2 separate regions of the Homo sapiens genome follow, and region 1 is linked to region 2. Evidence: read pairs that join two places in POLR2A ChIA-PET (ENCODE). Cell type or tissue: PC-9. All regions are shown on one strand. Links, peaks and the distances in the headings refer to the core of each region. The heading gives the core; the rest is flanking DNA.

Region 1 (2,916 bases), core at 93-2,592, 330 kb after region 2:
CATGCTGGTCAGGCTGGTCTCGAACTCCTGACCTCAAGTGATCCACCCACCTCGGCCTCCCAAAGTGCTGAGATTACAGGCATGAGCCACCACATCCTGGACCGTTTTCATTTTAGCTCTAAATATTAACACCCTATTTCATAATGATCAAATAAAACAGAAGAAATTCTTCTGCTTTAAAAAAATGGTTGCTTGAAAACGGATAATGGTGAAACTATTCTTCTGCATATTAAGATAAAAGAAAGAGAAAATATATAATTTAATATAAAAGAGAAAATATGCAAAAAATTCCATCATTTTCACAGTACTACCAATTGTATTCAGTGCCACCAGTATATTATTTTGGATGACATATGTGAGTAATACCAAAATTAACAAAACCCACAACCACACAGTGACAATTTTAACAATTTAACAATTTTAACAAATCTCCAGAAGCTAAAAGATCAAGTATCAAAAATTGGTAAAGATAGACAAATGAAAGACAATTAGCAACTGATTGCTAATTACAGATTCCTGCACCAAACAATTAGAAAATACATTATTTTTAAGACACACAAAGCACATTTAATGAAAATTAATAACATGTTAGGCCACAATGTCTCAAAAAATAACAAAGAATTGATATAACAGACCACACTCTTCAACCACAATTCTATAAATTAAAAATTTTAAATAAGCAGTTTTTAAAAATCATACATTTGCTATTAAAAAACACTTCCGAATAACTCATGGGTTAAAAAATAAATGTGTATAGCACAAGCACTACACACTGGAAAAAAATATTTACAATATACCACATATGAAAATGTATGGAATACAGCTAAAACAGAACTAAGAGAAAAAGTTACAATGTTGATTAAATGTATTAGTAAGCAAGAAAATTAAAAAGCTAACTATTCAAATTAAAAAAAGACAAAACAACATTAATTAAAGAATTTTTTTTAAATAAAACCTCTTAAACTAAAAATAAACCAAAACTTATTTAGCCTGTTAAGGGGTATCGACCAAATTCTGCTGCAAAATCAGACTCCATGGTAAAAAATCCCAAGAATTTTCTTTAAAGTGAGCAACAAGACAAGAATGTCCACTACCAGCTCTACTATGCAACACTGTATTGGAGGTCTTAATAAGAAAAAAACCTTGGCCAGGCTTGGTGGTTCACACTTGTAATCCCAGTACTTTGGGAGGTTGAGGAAGGAGGATTACCTGCACCCAGGAGTTCCAGACCAGCCTGGGCAACACAGGGAGATCCCATCTCTATAAAAAAAAAAAAAAAAAAAAAAAAAAAAAAATCACAGGTGTGGTGGCACATGCCTGTGGTCCCAGCTACTCAGGTGGCTGAGGCAGGAGGATTGCTTGGCCCCAGGAATTCAAGGCTGCAGTGAGCTAGGATCGCGCCACTGCATTCCAGAGTGAGACAGTGCCTCAAAAAAAAAAAAAAGAAGAAGAAGAAGAAGAAGATTATATATAAAGATCAAAAGGAAAAACTATAATCATAATTCATAGACAATAAGACTGTCTCCATTTTTTTAAAAAGGCAATCTCCATAAAACCTGTTACAATGAATAAAACAGTCCATAAATATCTACAGTAGTTGTCTATAGAAGAAAAATGTTAGAAACAAAAGTTTTTTAAACTATGCCATTTGTAATAGCAACAAATAAGTATCTAAAAATAGATTTAACAAAAAGCTCTAAAACATCTTTGTTGGTACAATTATAAAATTATCTAAGAATATAAAAGATAGACCAAACAGATTGAAAGATAAACCATGTTCATGCATAGAAAGAATTAACACAGAGATGGCAATTCTGCCTAATTAATCTGTGTATCCAATGCAATTAAGTCAAAATTCCAGTAGTATTTTATAAAATTTGATATACTGATCCTAAAATTTATATGGGAGAGGCCGGGTGCAGTGGCTCACGCCTGTAATCCCAGCACTTTGGGAGGCTGAGGTGGACGGATCACGAGGTCAGGAGATCGAGACCATCCTGGCCAAAACAGTGAAACCCTATCTCTACTAAAATACAAACCATTAGCCAGGTGTGGTGGTGCGTGCCTGTAGTCCCAGTTACTTGGGAAGTTGAGACAGGGGAATTGCTTGAACCCAGGAGGCAGAGGTTGCAGTGAGCTGAGATCGCGCCACTGCACTCTAGCCTGGTGACAGAGCAAGACTCCATCTCAAAAAAAAAAAAAAATTTGTATCGGAGAAGAGTGATATAAATTTCAAGAAGTAATCTGTGATGAAAAGAAAAATAAGGGGATGGGAAATCTATTGCAGACAAATAGTCAAAGAAGGACTGAGAAGGTGACAGGATCAAAGACCTGGATAGAGGGAGGAAGCAAGTCTTTCAGATGGAAAAATAAAACAGACTACTAGAGCTCATATTGTAAACAAAAACAAATTCCTGATCTATATCAGGAATATATATATTTTTACTGTTATTTACTGTAACATAAGCCTTAGTCCTGGCTCCCAACAACTTGACTTAAAAAAAAAAAAAAAAATATATATATATATATATATATGTATGTTCTACACAAGAACTTTCAAATCAGTTCTACACAAGAATTATTAGGTTTTTTAAAAAATTTATTCAGTTATTCAAGTAAGGCCATTTTAGCTGATTACAGTTTAAAAACTATATGCATGGTACCATGCTACAGAAAAAGAACACCAATTGTGTCAAGTCCACTGAGAAATCTGGGAAGGGAGAGAAAAAGTGACTATTTTGAGATGTTTTGGCTGACTTCTTATTTGAACTTTGCCAAGTATGAGGTATCCAATCTCCCAACTAAATAAAATAAAGACATTGCCCTAGTGTCACTGCGGTTACTTAAAATACACTTAAGAATGAATAAGTAATGGTCTTGTTCTAGCATAAAGGCTACTTTTATATAAAGGGGATT
Region 2 (2,916 bases), core at 326-2,825:
CTGTCCTCTCCTCTGTTTGGCTGGGCTTGCTATACTAAACCAGTTCTTCCTGTCCAGCTGGGAGCATTCCCTGATCTGCCTTCCTGCCACTCCCTCTCAGGCCAATTAAAGGCAGCCTTGTTTTGGGAGTCCCCTCCACCCAAAGGTGTTCCTACCCAGGGGCACAGCCTACTGACTTGGCCCCGGGCCCAGGCGGTTGTGGGGAAGTGTCCCCCACCTATCACCTATCAAGTGTACTTTAGCTTAAGGACATTTCTGGTCTTCTACAGCGTCCTCTTCTTGATTACATGGGAGTAGGGGTGGGGGCGGAAGCCTAGGGGCTTCTAGGACCCTTGAGTGAACAGTGAGAGCTCTTGGGACTTCTTGAGCCCAGGGAGTTATCAAACACCCACGAAAATATTTGGGCCATGATTTGGAGGGTTCCATGAGGTTGGGGGGAGGCCTCTTTCCCCGCTGGGCTGACATCCCCCACCTTAAAATGAAAGGTTTGAACAGGGTAGCCTCCAGAGTCCTTTCCATCTCTCAATTTGATTAATAACTTAAGTACCTACTATTCAAAAGAGGTCTCTCTCTTGAAGGAATTAACTTGAGGGAATTAACATACTCCACCAAATGCTGAATCCCTCCCTCTCTCCCCCCGCACACTGAGGGCAGGAACTCTGCTCTATTTGTTTTTGTGAAATACCTGTCCCCTAGTTTGTACTCAGGAAATGCTTGTATGAATGAATAAATTCGTGCATGTAACTTTATTCTAAATGGTTCATTACTGTTATTTATTGCTAGTATGAGTATCTCCCAGTACTGCGAGGTACCATTTTCTCTATTTTTACAGGAAATTGATGCTCGGAACAATGCAGTGGCTTCCTAAGGTCAGAACCAGGTCCTTCTGATAGGGCAAGGTGTCTGGTTTGAGTGTCCTCAGAATATTCCAGATGAGGAAATTTGCTGGGTTTGAAGGTAGATACCTTAGGTCCTACTTCTGCGTTGCTGGGTGACCTTGAGCAAACATGCCCTGTCTCTGGGTCTCAGTGTCCCCAACTCTAAAATAAGGAGGCTGGACCATTGCCTTCCAAGGGTCCTTCCTGCCCAGAGAGCCCATTGATGAGGGGAGGGGCCCTTTGCTGGCCTCCTTGGTGAAGAGTCTAAACAAATCCCAGTCTCAGAAGAGAAGTTGGGGTGGCGGGGGGACATTCAGCTCCTGCCATCCCCAGCTCCTAGAAACAGAGGGCTTTTCCAAGGACTTGGAGTGCTGAGCCTGCCTGAATGAGGAGCTGGGGAAGCCAGGCTGGGCTCCCAGCCCCATCTCCCTGTTGGGAGAAGTTGGCTCCTAGCTGTCCTTCAACCTCCCGGACTGGACAGGCGAGTGTGATTTCCAAATGAATGCTTAAAATTGGGGTAAGGGGCTGGACCGAGCGCTGTGAGTCACTGCATGCTAGCGTAGCCTGCCTGAGTCACCCATTTCCTTTCAAACTCTTGGCTAATAGGACAGCTCTGTGGTGGGGGTGTTGGAATGAGCTCAGAGTTTTACCTTGTCCTTTGGGAGTCACTGTTTCAGTGTCCGGGGCTCGAGGGGACATACAGGACATGTTTGTACTAGGTCCCGCACTTTCACAGCCCCTTGCCTGCATGTAGACTTTGACATTGTACATTGTGCAGCCAGTCCTCAAAATTGGGCTTTAGACCTCTGCAGAGCAGGTAGTACTTTTTTCCTCTTTAAGGCAAAACTGAGGCTGCAACTGGCCTGCATTTTTTCAGAGAGCAAAAGCTGGTACTGTTCAGGTTTGGTGTGACCCCAGGATTTTCTGATGTTTGTGAGGACTCCTCTTTGCTTCCTGGGGCTGGCCAGAGGGCATTGAAACATTGGCTTGGTGTTACACAGACTTAACTCCAGACGTGCGAAGTCCACCTCTTACTGGCTACATGAATTCAGTCATGCTACTCCACCTCTGAGCCCCAGCCTCCTGGTCTGTTAAGAAGATCATGATACCGGTGTGGCGAAGCTTAAAGGAGACGACAGGGCTGTAAATAAAGGCACCTAGTACCATGCCTGGTAGGGAGGAGGTGTTACTTAGTGACAGTTCCCTTCCTTGCCCAGGCCACCTTCATGCCAGGGGGTCCTATCTCTGAAGATTCTGAGCCCAGGTCTCCTGGAAAGCTTTCTCCATCCCCCTTATCCCCCTTATCTACCCCCACAGCTGGGAGGTGGGAAGGGAGAAATCTAGGGTGGGGCTTTTGGAGTCCAAATCTCCTATTTGTTTATCTTAGAAGTGGGCTGTTTGCTAATTATCGAATGGGTTTATGTTTAAACAAGAACCAGTTCTGGGCAGCCCCACCTCTCCTGCTGGGATTTGCTGGAGCCTCATGCTGAACAGTTTGCAGCCTGGAGGGAGAGGGGGCAGGGGGTTTGCCAAGGGTATCAGACCACTCTGGACACTGTCCAGGACCTGGGGTCACCCTCCTGTGCTGGAGGGGCAGAGTTTCTACCCTTAAGGAGGCTGAGTGATTGCAAATAGCACTTTGAGGGGTGGGGTGTTGGTGGACAGAAAAGGTACAGTGTTCTGAAAAGCCAGTTTCTCGTATGTTTTCACTGCATGGTGCCCTAGAGAGGGAGGAGAGAGAACACATATGTCAACAGTTGGGGTCTCATTTAACCTTAGAAGAATAAGCCTGACTTCTTGGGCTTGTTTGTCATTAACTAACACAGTGGTGACCTTGGGCACATTCTTGCATCTCACTGGGGCCTCTCTGGTCCCATCTGCTGAAGGCTGGGTGACTGAAAAAGAGGGTACAGAAAACTCCAGCCCCCGTCCTAGCTCTGCTGCTCACCCAGGGACACACACAGTTAATACGTCACTTTGTTGATGTGAACTCCAGTGTCCTCTATAAAACACCTGTGGCACTCAAAGGTCATCATCG

What was found. ChIA-PET counts read pairs that join two places held together with the same protein. Peaks named below come from ENCODE experiments on the same cell type or tissue, not always from the same donor. Only the 100,000 strongest peaks of a DNase experiment are listed, where the experiment ranks them.
Region 1: POLR2A ChIA-PET joins it to region 2 with 14 read pairs; 4 of 35 experiments call an interaction of 5 or more read pairs at or near these places.

What each region holds. Positions count from the first base shown.
Region 1 is chr20:45,011,328-45,014,243 of GRCh38, reverse strand. The region is part of intron 9 of STK4 (serine/threonine kinase 4); the gene reads right to left. Among named protein-coding and RNA genes, the nearest start is that of STK4, 46 kb to the right of the region's middle. In PC-9, for the core only: no CTCF peak of the experiment used is centred there; DNase peaks (open chromatin) are centred at 1,103 and 1,373; H3K27ac peaks cover 2,058 bases.
Region 2 is chr20:45,342,948-45,345,863 of GRCh38, reverse strand. The region is part of intron 1 of SDC4 (syndecan 4); the gene reads left to right. Among named protein-coding and RNA genes, the nearest start is that of SDC4, 4.0 kb to the left of the region's middle. RefSeq lists an enhancer at 2,537-2,916. In PC-9, for the core only: no CTCF peak of the experiment used is centred there; DNase peaks (open chromatin) are centred at 673, 1,423 and 2,303; H3K4me3 peaks cover 2,500 bases; H3K27ac peaks cover 2,500 bases.